2 separate regions of the Homo sapiens genome follow, and region 2 is linked to region 1. A link is a contact called in ENCODE Hi-C or POLR2A ChIA-PET data. All regions are on one chromosome and are shown on one strand. The core of a region is the stretch at or near the end of the contact, and the rest is flanking DNA. Distances in the headings are between cores, read along the strand shown.

Evidence for each region. A loop is a pair of places that touch in the nucleus more often than their neighbours do. ChIA-PET counts read pairs that join two places held with the same protein, here RNA polymerase II (POLR2A). Pooled maps may share reads with other maps.
Region 2: a map of astrocyte of the cerebellum shows a loop between it and region 1 (3-fold over the local background). The contact joins the promoter of ZNF316 here to the promoter of GRID2IP in region 1. A Hi-C loop is called at or near these places in 1 of 168 maps with a recorded cell type or tissue (astrocyte of the cerebellum), 2 of 37 single-sample maps with no recorded cell type and 3 of 50 pooled maps. POLR2A ChIA-PET finds 5 or more read pairs at or near these places in 3 of 52 experiments (A673, OCI-LY7 and activated B cell).

The regions. Positions count from the first base shown.
Region 1 is chr7:6,548,873-6,554,948 of GRCh38, reverse strand. GRID2IP (Grid2 interacting protein) reads left to right here and starts at 3,488. Exons shown (of 22, transcript NM_001145118.2): 1 at 3,488-3,941. The coding sequence starts at 3,513.
Region 2 is chr7:6,634,693-6,640,768 of GRCh38, reverse strand. It overlaps ZNF316 (zinc finger protein 316), which reads right to left and starts at 3,451. Exons shown (of 9, transcript NM_001278559.2): 1 at 3,322-3,451; 2 at 2,760-2,923; 3 at 1,628-1,727. RefSeq lists enhancers at 57-351, 2,572-2,621 and silencers at 2,682-3,111, 3,352-3,771.

The DNA.
Region 1 (6,076 bases), core at 2,239-4,738:
TCCCAGGTTCAAGTGATTCTCCTGCCTCAGCCTTCCGAGTAGCTGGAACTACAGGAGCATGCCAGCACGCCCAGCTAATTTTTTTATTTTTTGTATTCTTAGTAGAGACGCGGTTTCACCATGTTAGCCAGGATGGTCTCGATCTCCTGACCTCGTGAGCTTGTGATCCGCCCGCCTCGGCCTCCCAAAGTGCTGGGATTACAGGCGTGAGCCACCGTGCCCGGCCGAGATGCAACTTTCATATGAGAGCTCTTCCTGTTTCCTCTTTACTTAGAGGTTTCTAGCACTGAGTGTCCCACTAGTTGCAAGTGATTGCATCTGAACTCTAAACAGCCTTAAATTTTTTTAAATGTATTTATTTATTTACTTATTCATTTGTTTGTCTATTTTTGAGACAGGGTCTCACTCTACTTCCCAGGCTGGAGTGTGGTGGCACCATCATGGCTCACTGCAGCCTCAGACTCCTGGGTTCAGGCAATCCTCCCACCTCAGCCTCCTGAGTCGCTAGGACTACAGGTGTGTACCATCATGCTCAGCTAATTTTTTTTTTTAAGACAGGGTCTGGCTTATGCCTGCAATCCCAGCACTGTCGGAGGCTGAGGCGGGTGAATCACCTGAGGCCAGGAGTTTGAGACCAGCCTGGCCAACATGGCAAAACCCTGTCTCTACAAAAAAAATACAAAAATTAGCCATGCATGGTGGTGTACACTTGCAATTCTAGCTACTCGGGAGGCTGAGGCAGGAGAATTGCTTAAACCTGGGAGGTGGAGGTTGCAGTGAGCTAAGATCGAGCCACTGCACTCCAGTGTGGGTGACAGAGCGAAACTCCGTCTCAAAAAAAAAAAAAAAAAAAGGCAGGGTCTTGTTCTGTTGTCCAGGCTGTCTTGAACTCCTGGGCTCAAGTGATCCTCCTGTCTCAGTCTTCCAAAGCACTGAGATTACAGGCGTGAGCCACCTCATCCAGCCAAACAGGCTTTAAAAAACAACAACCAAAAAGAGGAATTTATGAGCCTGTGTTACTGAGAAGTCCTTCTGTCAAATGTAAGTTGGGTGCATTTCAGGCACAGCTGGATCCAGGAGTTCGGATGATGTCATAAGAACTGATCCTCCACAGGGTGGCAACATGGCTGCCAGCAGCCCCAAACCTTTGACGTCCATACAGCCAACGGACCCACAGAAAGACCGTTCTCTCTCAGGACCAAAGTATCAACTCTGCAGGGGCTCCAAAAAGCCCTCTGTAGGACACAAAGGCTGAGATACAGTGATTGGCCAGCCTGGTCAATGCTCACCCTGGCCACCAGGGCCAGTACATAAATGTTTGTTCCCCAAATCCTAGGGCATAGGAAAGAGGACATCAACCCACTCCACCTCCTACAACACGAGTGAGGGGAAGCCAGTGAGGGCATCCTCAAGCCAGGCAGGAGACGTCTGGACAGAGGTTTGAGGCTTTGCCTGAGGTGTGTGTGGAGGCTCTGTGGAGACAGCCTTGGATGGGGCCTGAGGGTGACCTGGCACTGCCATTCCCCAGCTGGGTGACCTTGGGTTAGGGCCCTCTCCTGTCTCAAAGTGCAGACACGCCACATGCTGGGTCTGAGGAGGTTTCTTTCTTTCTTTTTTTTTTTTTTGAGATGGAGTCTCGCTCTGTCGCCCAGGCTGGATGGAGTGGAGTGCAGTAGTGCAATCTCGGCTCACTGTAAGCTCCGCCTCCCGGGTTCATGCCATTCTCCTGCCTCAGCCTCCCGAGTAGCTGGGACTACAAGCACCCGCCACCATCCTGGCTAATTTTTTTTGTAGTTTTAGTAGAGACGGGGTTTCACCATGTTAACCAGAATGGTCTCGATCTCCTGACCTCGTGAGCCGCCCGCCTCTGCCTCGCAAAGTGCTGGGATTACAGGCGTGAGCCACCGCACCCGGCCTCTGAGGAGGTTTCTAAAGTCTCCCCCAGGCTGGGTGCAGTGGCTCACATGTGTAATCCCAGCACTTTGGGAGGCTGAAGAAGGAGGATCGCTTGAGCCCAGAAGTTTGAGACCTGTCTGGGCAACATAGTGAGACCCCATTTCTATAAAAATTTTTTTTTAATTAGCTGGGCATGGTAGTATGCGCCTGTGATCCCAGCTACTCAGGAGGCTGAGGCAGGAGGATGACTTCAGCTTGGAAGGTCAAGGCTGCAGTGAGATATGATGGTGTTCCTGCATTCCAGACTGGGTGACAGAGTGAGACTTTGCCTCTAAAAAATAAAGCCCAAGAGGCTGGGCACGGTGGCTCACGCCTGTAATCACAGCACTTTGGGAGGCCAAGGCAGGTGGATCACCTGAGGTCAGGAGTTGGAGACCAGCCTGGCCAATATGGTGAAACCCTGTCTCTACTAAAAATACAAAAAGTAGCCGCGCATGGTGGTGGACACCTGTAATCCCAGCTATTCGGGAGGCTGAGGCAGGAGAATCGCTTGAACCCAGGAGTCAGAGGTTGCAGTGAGCCGAGATCACACCACTGCACTCCAGCCTGGGTGACAGAACAAGACTCTGTCTCAAAAATAAAATAAAATAAAATAAATGCCCAAAGATATGAATGGTCTCTGAGGGACCATTCTGCTCCAACATTCTGGACTTCCGTAAGTTTGTGATTCATGCCAGATCCCGAAAGGGAATTTTGGTAGATGGAGAGGGGTAAGAAGAGGGATTAAAGTGTAGGGAGTGAGGAGGGCCCATGGAAGCCAAGTGTACATGTAAGACAGTAAAACAGACCTGTGGAAGCAGGAGGGGCCCATGGAAAAGGATGTGGCCGCATTGGTTAAAAATCCAAGGCACTCAAAAGAAGACTTTAAGGAAGGGCCATTTTTCTTTTACACCCCCTCCCCAATTTTGTTTTTAGTAAAAACAAACAAACAAACAAACAAAAAACAAAAAAACAAGCCAGGCATGATGGTTCATGCCTGTAATCCTAGCACTTTGAGAGGCCAAGCAGGCAGATCACCTGAGGCCAGGAGTTCAAGACCAGCCTGGGTAACATAGTGAAACCCTGTCTCTACTAAAAATACAACAATTAGGCAAGCCAGGCACGGTGGCTCACGCCTGTAATCCCAGCATTTTGGGAGGCCAAGGCAGGCAGATCACCTAAGGTCAGGAGTTCGAGACCAGCCTGACCAACATGGAGAAACCCCGTCTCTACTAAAAATACAAAATTAGCCAGGCTTGGTGGCACATGCCTGTAATCCCAGCTTCTCAGGAGGCTGAGGCAGGAGAATCATTTGAACCCAGTAAGCGGAGGTTGCGGTGAGCTGAGATCACGCCATTGCACTCCAGCCTGGGCAACAAGAGCGAAACTCTGTCTTAAAAAAACAAAAACAAAACAAAACAAAAAAACATAGATGGAAGGGAATTGAGACAAAGACGGAGTCAGAGGGAGGAGGCAGAGATAAGTAGAGGCCTTCAGTGGCCCTGGGCCTTTGAGTGGCTTTGGAGCCATGGACAGAGCAGCAAGGAAATCCCTGTTCTGTCTCCAGTTCTAGGTGCATGGCCACCACTGCCACGCCGGCCACGAACCAGGGCTGGCCAGAGGACTTTGGCTTCCGGCTAGGTGGCTCTGGCCCCTGCTTCGTCCTGGAGGTGGCCAAGGGGAGCAGCGCGCATGCCGGAGGACTGCGGCCAGGAGACCAGATCCTGGAGGTGGAGGGGCTGGCGGTGGGCGGTCTGAGCCGCGAGCGCCTCGTGCGCCTGGCACGGCGCTGCCCACGTGTGCCGCCCAGTCTGGGCGTGCTCCCGGCTCCCGACGGTGGCCCCGGCCCAGGATCCGGCCCCGCGGCCCCGACCACAGTCTTGCGGGCCCCGCGGTGCGGCCGCGGCCTAGCTCTGGGCCGTGAGCTGCTTCGCCTGGCCGGCCGCAAGCGCCCGGACGCGGTGCACCGAGAGCGCAGGCGCAAGGCCCAAGAGTTCAGCCGCAAGGTAAGGCGCGGGGGTGGGAGGTGGGGGCGGGAAGGAGGGGGCTCATAATGTGGGCAGGGAGTGGGCCGGGCGCCGCTCTCCCAGGGCCAGAGGTAAGGAAACTTCTGGGGTCAGATTTAACAGAAATATGGGAATGCTCAACTTCAAAACCTTGCAAACAATTTTGCATTTTTTTTTTTTGAGACAGAGTCTCGCTCTGTCACCCAAGCTGGAGTGCAGTGGCCAGGTCTTGGCTCAGTACAACCTCTGCCTCCCAAGTTCAAGTGATTCTCCTGCCTCAGTCTTCCAGTAATTGAGATTACAGGCGTTTGCCACCACACCCAGCTAATTTTTTTTTTTTTTTTTTTTTTGGTATTTTTAGTAGAGACGGGGTTTCACCATGTTGGTCAGTCTGGTCTCAAACTCCTGACCTCAAGTGATCTGCCCACCTCTGCCTCCCAAAGTGCTGGGATTACAGGCATGAGCCACTGCGCCCGGCCTAATTTTGCAATTTTTATTCACTTGTGTTTCTTTTTTATTAAGGTACTATAGGTGTAAAGTGCATTAAGTGTGCAGCTCAATAAATTTTCCATATACATGCACCCTTGAATAACCACCCTCTTGATCAATATATAAAATAATAGGATATAGATAAAAATATAATGTAGACTATAGAATAATTGACACCAGAATGTTCCCACGTGCCCCTTTCTCTGTCTATCCTCCCCATTAGAACTTAACTGCAGGCCAGGTGCTAGATGTAATCCTAGCATTTTAGGAGACCAAGGTGGGAGGATCACTTGAGACCCTGAGTTCAAGGCCAGCCTGGGCAACGTAATGAGACACCATCTCTACAAAAAAAATCAAAAACTAGCTTGGCATGGTGGTGCATGCCTTATAGTCCCAGATACTCAGGAGACTGAGGCAGGAAGATCGCTTCAGCCTGGGAGTTTGAGGCTGCAGTGAGCCATGACTGCACCACTGCATTCCAGCCTGGGTAACGGAGTGAGACCGCATCTCTAAAATAAAAAGATAAAATAAAAAGAGCCACAGATATCGCTTCTTGGCCCTTCATCTAAGATCAAGTGTAAAAGAGCCAGTGGGGTGAGGTGGCTCACGCCTGTAATCCCAGCACTTTGGGAGGCTGAGGAGGGCTGATGACTTGAACTCAGGAGTTTGAGACCAGCCTGGGCAATGTGGTGAAATCCCATCACTATCAAAAATATAAAAAAAAAAAAAACCAGCCAGGTGTGGTGGCGCGCGCCTGTGGTGCCAGATACTCAAGGGTGTTGAGGTGGGAGGATTACTTGAGCTTGGGAGACGGAGGTTGCAGTGAGCTGAGATCATGCTACTGCACTGCAGCCTGAGTGACAGAGTGAGACTCCATTCCCCTCCCCGCCATTCCCCACCTCCAAAAAAATGTAAAAGAATTCCGCCTGTTCTAAGCCCCCACAAAACCAGGATTAGACCTGCCCTTGCACAGCGGCCTGGCTGGCTTGTTGGCTGCAGGAGGCCCTAGTTTGGCTTCACCAATCTGCCAAAGGCATTTCCTCTTGACTTTGGCACAAACCAGGCTGTGATAGACTGCAGGTGGAATATTAGCGTGGTCCTGAAGATTAAGAATGAGGAGCCTGGAATGGATCAGACCTCTAGCCACAAGAAGAACCCAAGGCCTGAGTCACCTGCAGGAAGTAGGGTGTGGCCACAAGCCAAGATGGAGGCACCATTTAGAGACCCAGGGCTGGGATGGAAAGAGGGAGGATAGAGTCGGTCTCAGGCCTGAATCCCAAGCAACCCCTGATTTGCAGGAACCTGCCATTTACTGGACAGATCCAGGCAATTCCAAGAAACCTGGGACGTGACATGGTTATAAAAGAAGAAGCTGCCTAGTATGGTTACAGCTACCCCAGGCCACTGACTAGGTCCCAGTACAGCAACCTCCCATGCCATTCACCTTCACTCCTGTCCTCCAGGGCTTTCAGATGGGGTCCTAAGGCCTTTATTTCACTAATACTTGAATGGAACAAAAAGTGATCCTGTGTGCGACTAGGAAATAGTCCGGAGCCAAGACACTCAGTCCCTACCCCTGCCTGGCTATCGGACCCCTGTGGACATGAAGCCTGGAAACTCAGTATTTGCTTGGCGGCTGGGACACT
Region 2 (6,076 bases), core at 2,202-4,701, 86 kb before region 1:
ATGAGGGATCCGCCTCCATGGGCCAATCCCCTCCCACCAGGCCCACCTCCAACACTGGAAATCACCTCCCAGCAGGCCCGCCTCCAGCACTGGAAATCATGCTTCAGCGTGAGACTGGAAGGGGACTGATGGAGCCTGGATGTTTGTCCCCGCCCAGATCTCACGCTGAACCGTAATCCCCAATGCTGGAGGCGGGGCCTGGTGGGAGGTGACTGGATCATGGGGGTGGGTCCCTCCTGAATCTTGGGCCATCCCCTTGGAGACAGTGAGTAATGAGTTCACAGGACATCTGGTCGTCTTTAAAAGTGTGTGGCGCCTCCCCACTCACTCTCTCTTGCTTGTTCCTGTTTTCGCCATGTGACATACCTACTCCCCCTCACCGTCCACCATGATTAAAGGCTTCCTGAGGCTCCCTAGAAGCCAGGCAGATGCCAGCACCATGCTTCCTGTACAGCCTGCAGAACCATGCGCCAGTCTCACCTCTTCTTTATAAATGACCCAGTCTCAGGTATTTCTTTACAGCAATGCGAGAACAGCCTGACACCTGGACAAACACCCAAACCATAGCAGCCGCGCGTACTCATTTCCTGAACTGCTTTGAGCAGTTGCTTTAAAATCCACACTTTAATAGCCAGGAAGCTCTGAGCATTCACACAGGCTCACCCAAGTCAAAGGCTGGGACACACAGGCATCCAGAAGCCACCTCTGTCCCGAAGGTCACACGTGCCCCCTGACTGGCTCCAGCCCCCTTTCTAGTTTCAGAATCACTAACCCCCAAAGACTCAAGTCACAGAACTACGCCTGGGAGCGCCACCCCAACCTCCAGCCTCTCCCAGAAGCCAACCTTCTCAGTGTCCACAGCTCTTTGGCGTGTGAAGATGCCCAAAGTGTCGAAATCCACGTGCTGCGTGTTATGCTAGCCACCTCCAGGAGGACACGGCCCTGCCCAGCACTCAGGGCGCTGGGTACACGCAGCAACGGTTTCCCAACTGCCACCCACTTGAGGCCCAGAGGAGGGCTTTTCTCTTTCAAGCCTCAGGCCGCAGATTCAGGCTGGGCCTAGGTGCCATGCCAAGCTCAGTAGAGCTGTCTCCTGCCTGGCCACCACCTGAAGCAGCAACTTTAAACTCCCAGAGCCAGGCCGCCATATATGAGGACACAACAGAAGAACACTTCACAGCTTTGGAATAAAGTGGCTGCATGTTCATCTCATCTCAGGCCGTGTGTGTGTTATTCCCCATCCCCAGAACTCTCTTCCCCTTTTCCTGGGTGGTCTTCTGAGGCAGCCCCCTGGGCCCCAGTGGGTGACACAGTTCCCTGTAATTCTTCCCTCACAGCACTCACCACATCTTAAAAATACACTTATGAGACTGTCTTATCATCTCTCTCCCTGAGTACAGCCAGCTCCTGGGCGGCAGAAGCTCCCTTTGCTCATGTCTGAATACCCCTCACACCAGCACTTAAGAAGCATTCAAATACTTACTAAAAGAATGTCTAAAGTCGCCAGCCAATGTGATGGACACAGGATTTTTCAAACTCAGCATTTTGGCCCTACTGTCCTGTTCCAGAACAGACTGACCACTGCTGGGGGTAGGGGGTTGGGGGGACCCTTGGAATTGGAACTCACCCCAGAAGCAGTGGAGAGTCTCTGCCTCCAAAGACGACACTGAGTTCTTTCTCCCAAGAAGTCCACCCACGGATGACCAGAGAAGGTGGAGGACCAGCTCCTACAGAGGTCAGAAGCACAGCCAGACATCGTCCCCAACCCAAGATTCAGAACATAATGGTTTGAAAAACGGACCTCAGCAGTCCGGGCAGAGTTTAGATTCCAGCAACTCCCCCTGGGTTATCTCTGCCTCCCCCAGGCCTGCACTCTTGCCCTCTTCTTGCCAGCCTGCCAGTCCACTGTAAACACTGCTCACTTCTCCCTCGGCATCCAACTCTGGGTCAGAGGCCACAGGGGGTCTCATCAGCATCAATCCCAAACCAGAGGCCACAGGGAGCTTCACCAACGTCATCCCAAACCCTCATTTCTCAAACTCCCCACCTCAGGTGATCCACCCGCCTCGACCTCACAAAGTGCTGGGATTACAGGCGTGAGCCACCTCACCCGGCCCCAAACCCTCATTTCTACTAGGGCCCTGCACTCTAGGATACGGTGCTGCAGCCAACATTTAGAATGGGAGGTGACAAGGTATCTCCCAAGAGGAGAAGGGAGCGAGGCAAGGGCAGGAAGAAGAGGCAAAGCTTGAAAGTTGATAGAAACTCCTCACAAAAGCTCCAAAGCCAGGGAAACCCAACTCAGAGAGCGGGAGATGTGGGGGTGTGCTTGTGTCTAGCCCCCTTCATTCCCTCTGGGTGGCCCCCGCTGCCCTCAGAGCCCTTCGGGTCTTCATGCCCTCCTGAAGGACTTCCTTCCCCGACCACCACAGTCCTCACTGTCTGTCCTCGGATTCTGGATCCCCCTACTTTCCTGGGTTTGCTCCTGGTGCAGGTTATTTCCACGGGGGCCATCTCAGGTTCCCCAGGGTAGCCCCCTCACCACCCCACCCGGCCCCCAGACCTGCCCACACTTGTTGAACCAAACCAAGCACCGAGGTCTCCCCACACAAGCAGAGCTGGGGGCCTGATCCTCCTGGTACCTGCACTTCCTCTTGCCCATCGGGTCCTCGACCAAAGCCCAGCCCCTTTCCTACCTCTGCTGCCACGCGGGACAGCCCAGACCCCATCCAATCCCAGGGATGGGTGTCCCTACCTACCTGCCGGCAGCAGAAGACAGCCGAGCAGCCCACCGGGGCTCCTTCTGCAGATGAGGGAAAGCCCGGATAAGGCCCCCAAGGTCACAAAGCGGGCTCCTGGGGCGACGGGCCGAGCGCCTCCCGCCCCCCAGGGGGCGTCCGGAGCCGCCTCCTCCTGCAGAGACCTAGACGATGACAGCCCCTCCTGGATGGGTGTGTCCTGGGGGCGGCCGCGGCCCAGCCCCTGCCGCTGCGGCCGAGAAGGCGTGGGCGGGCACCCCGAGGTGTCACGCGTGGCCTCCCGGGCCTGCCCCCTCCGCCTCCTGCCCGGACCGGCCCCGGGGGTCGGCAACGCGCAGGCCCGGACGGGGGTCCGGGAGGCGGGGGCGCTGCCGCGGAAGTCCCTACCCGCGTTCCGCTCCGACTCTGCAGGCCCCGGCCCCGCCGCCTCCCCGCGGCCTCCCCGCGCCGGGCGTCGAGGGCCAGCCCGGCCCCGCCGCCGCCGCCGCCCCCGAGCGCAAGCCCGGCCCGCCCGCACCTGCCGCCCGCGCCGCCGCCCACCGGCCCCGCGAGACCCACTCACCGCGCGGGCCGGGCTGGCCGAGCCACGGGCCGGACACCGGGGCCGGGGCCTGCGGGCCGGCGGCGGACCCCGCGCTACACAAAGTGACGGCCCGGGAGCTGCGCGACGGCGGCGCGTGGGCACCGGAAGTACCGCCGGCCGGCCCCGCCCCGCCCGCGCCCGCGGGGGGAGGAACTTCCGGTCACGCGGGGGCAGCGGCGCGGAGCGGGGAAGCGCGGGTTGCGGGGGTTTGCCCAGCTGGGCCTCGGGCCGGGGCGAGGACGGGGCATGCGGGGAGGGGACGGGAGCGCCCTCGACACTCGTGGGGCGCCCACAACCTCGCCCCGCTCCTGGACACCCTGGCCAGGTCTCGGAGGTGACCCCGAGGTCCCGCCGCTGCGACCACCGCCTTCCCCGAACCCCAGCCCGGCCTCGTTCATCGGGGCGCCCGCTGAGGACCAGGCCCCGCGCTGGGCCCCCTCCGCCAGTCCACGGAGCCTGCCCGGGACCCCAGGATGGTGGAGGGAGGAGGCGACCCCTGTGGTGGGGAGGGGGCCAGGTGTCCACGCCTCCACCAGATCCCCGGGCCCGCGCGGGGTGAACGTCTTGTGGGTGGGGAGGGAGGAGGGACGGGCGGGGTGAACGTCTTATGGGTGGACTGTGGCGGTTGAGTGCAGGAGGAGACTGGGGTTGTGGAGCCCGCACTTGGAGGGACATGGGGTCACGGGCAGGGAAGCGATGTCCAGGCAGAGGGCATGGCCAGTGTGGGGGCAGAAGTGACAGGCGACCCCAGGAACCCAGGGAGGGGTCGGTGAGCTCAGCGGCCACCCCCAGACCCCCACCCACAAGCCTGTCTGCACCTGCTCCCAAGAGGTGCAGCTGGGGTGTCAGGATGAGCTCTGGCATTGGTGGAGTCCAGGGTCTGTCTTCCGCCTGGAATGGTGTGGCCTGGGCCCCTTCCCCAGCTCCCAGCCCGCCTGCACCACTGTTCTTGGTGCTTTTCTGTGGGGACCCCAGGCCTGACTGGGCAAGAGATAGAGGAGGACTCGGCCAGGCACGGTGTCTGTAATCCTAGCACTTTGGGAGGTCTTGGCGGGCGGATCACGAGGTCAGGAGTTCGAGACTAGCTTGGCTAACATGGTGGGTGAAACCCCATCTCTACTAAAAATACAAAAATTAGCCGGCCGTGGTAGCGCACCCCTGTAGTCCCAGCTGCTTGGGAGGCTGAGGCAGGAGAATCGTTTGAAGCCGGGAGGCAGAGGGTGCAGTGAGCCGAGATCACACCACTGCACGCCAGCCTGGGCGACAAGGTGAGACTCTGTCTCAAAATAATAATAAGATAGAGGAGGACTCAAACCTTAGTCCCACAGAGGGGTGCAGCCCCAACCCCTTGAATCAGACCCTCACAGTGATGTCGCTTGGCTCTTGGTGTCTTAAAATGTCTTAAAGTTAATAACATTTTAAAATAAGGAGTCCCATTCTTGTTTAAAAAATAAAATTGAAAAATCAGGTTCTAATGCGGGGTCTCACACCTATAAATTAAGCACTCTGGGGGGCCGAGGCGGGTCACACCTGTAATCCCAGCACTTTGGGAAAACAAGGTGGGAGGATTGCTTGAGCCCAGGAGGTTGAGGCTGCAGTGAGCTATGATAGCACCACTCCACTCCAGCCTGGGCAACAGATTGAAACCCTGTCTCTAATAATAAATAAAATCTGAAAAATCAGAAGTTCTGGCAACACAAGGCCCCTGGTTTGCAGGGCACCAGCCAGTAGGGCCTGAGAAGTAACCAGCTTCTGTGGGTGGGACTGAGCGTGGCCATGGTCCTCAGTGCCCACCACTCCCTGTCCCTTTCCTCCAGGCCCACATCTGAATGACACTGCCTGACTCTCCTGTGGGTATCTTTTAGAACCCCTAATCCCTAGATTAGACCCTTCCCCACCCTACCTGATCCGTCAGGTTCAGTAGGAAGGTGCAATTGCCCCCAGGCACTCCCAGGAAGGGCTCTGACTGTAGGACAATTAACAATTGACCAAAAGCAGTGTCACCAGGTGATGTGGTTTGGCTGTGTCCCCACTGAAATCTCGTCTTGAATTGTAGTTCTCATGATCCCCACATGTTGTGGAAGGGACCCGGTGGGAGGTAATTAAATCATGGGGGCAGTTCGCCTCATGCTGTTCTCATGTTAGTGAGTTCTCATGAGATCTGATGGTTTTGTAAGGGGCTTTTCCCCTTTGCTCCACACTTCTCCTTCCTGCCATCATGTGAAGAAGGAAGTGTTTGCTTCCCCTTCCACCATGATTGTAAATTTCCTGAGGCCTCCCCAGTCATGCGGAACTGTGAGTCAGTTTTTGGTGGTGGTGGTGGTTGGTGGTGGTTGGTGGTGGTGGTGGTGGTTTGTTTTGTTTTTGTTTTTTTCTTGAGATGGAGTCTCGCACTCTGTTGCCCAAGCTGGAGTGCAGTGGCACAATCTCTGCTCACTGCAACGTCAACCTCCCAGGTTCAAGTGATTCTCCTGCCTCAGCCTCCCAAGTAGCTGGGATTACAGGTGTGCACTACCACGCCTGGCTAATTTTTGTATTTTTAGTTGAGATGGGGTTTCACCGTGTTGGTCAGGCTGGTCTCGAACTCCTGACCTCGTGATCCGCCCGCCTCGGCCTCCCAAAGTGCTGGGATTACAGGCAAGAGCCACTGTGAGTTAAACCTCTTTCCTTTTATAAGTTTCCCGGTCTTGGGCAGTTCTTTACAGCAGCATGAAAATGGACTAATACACCAGGT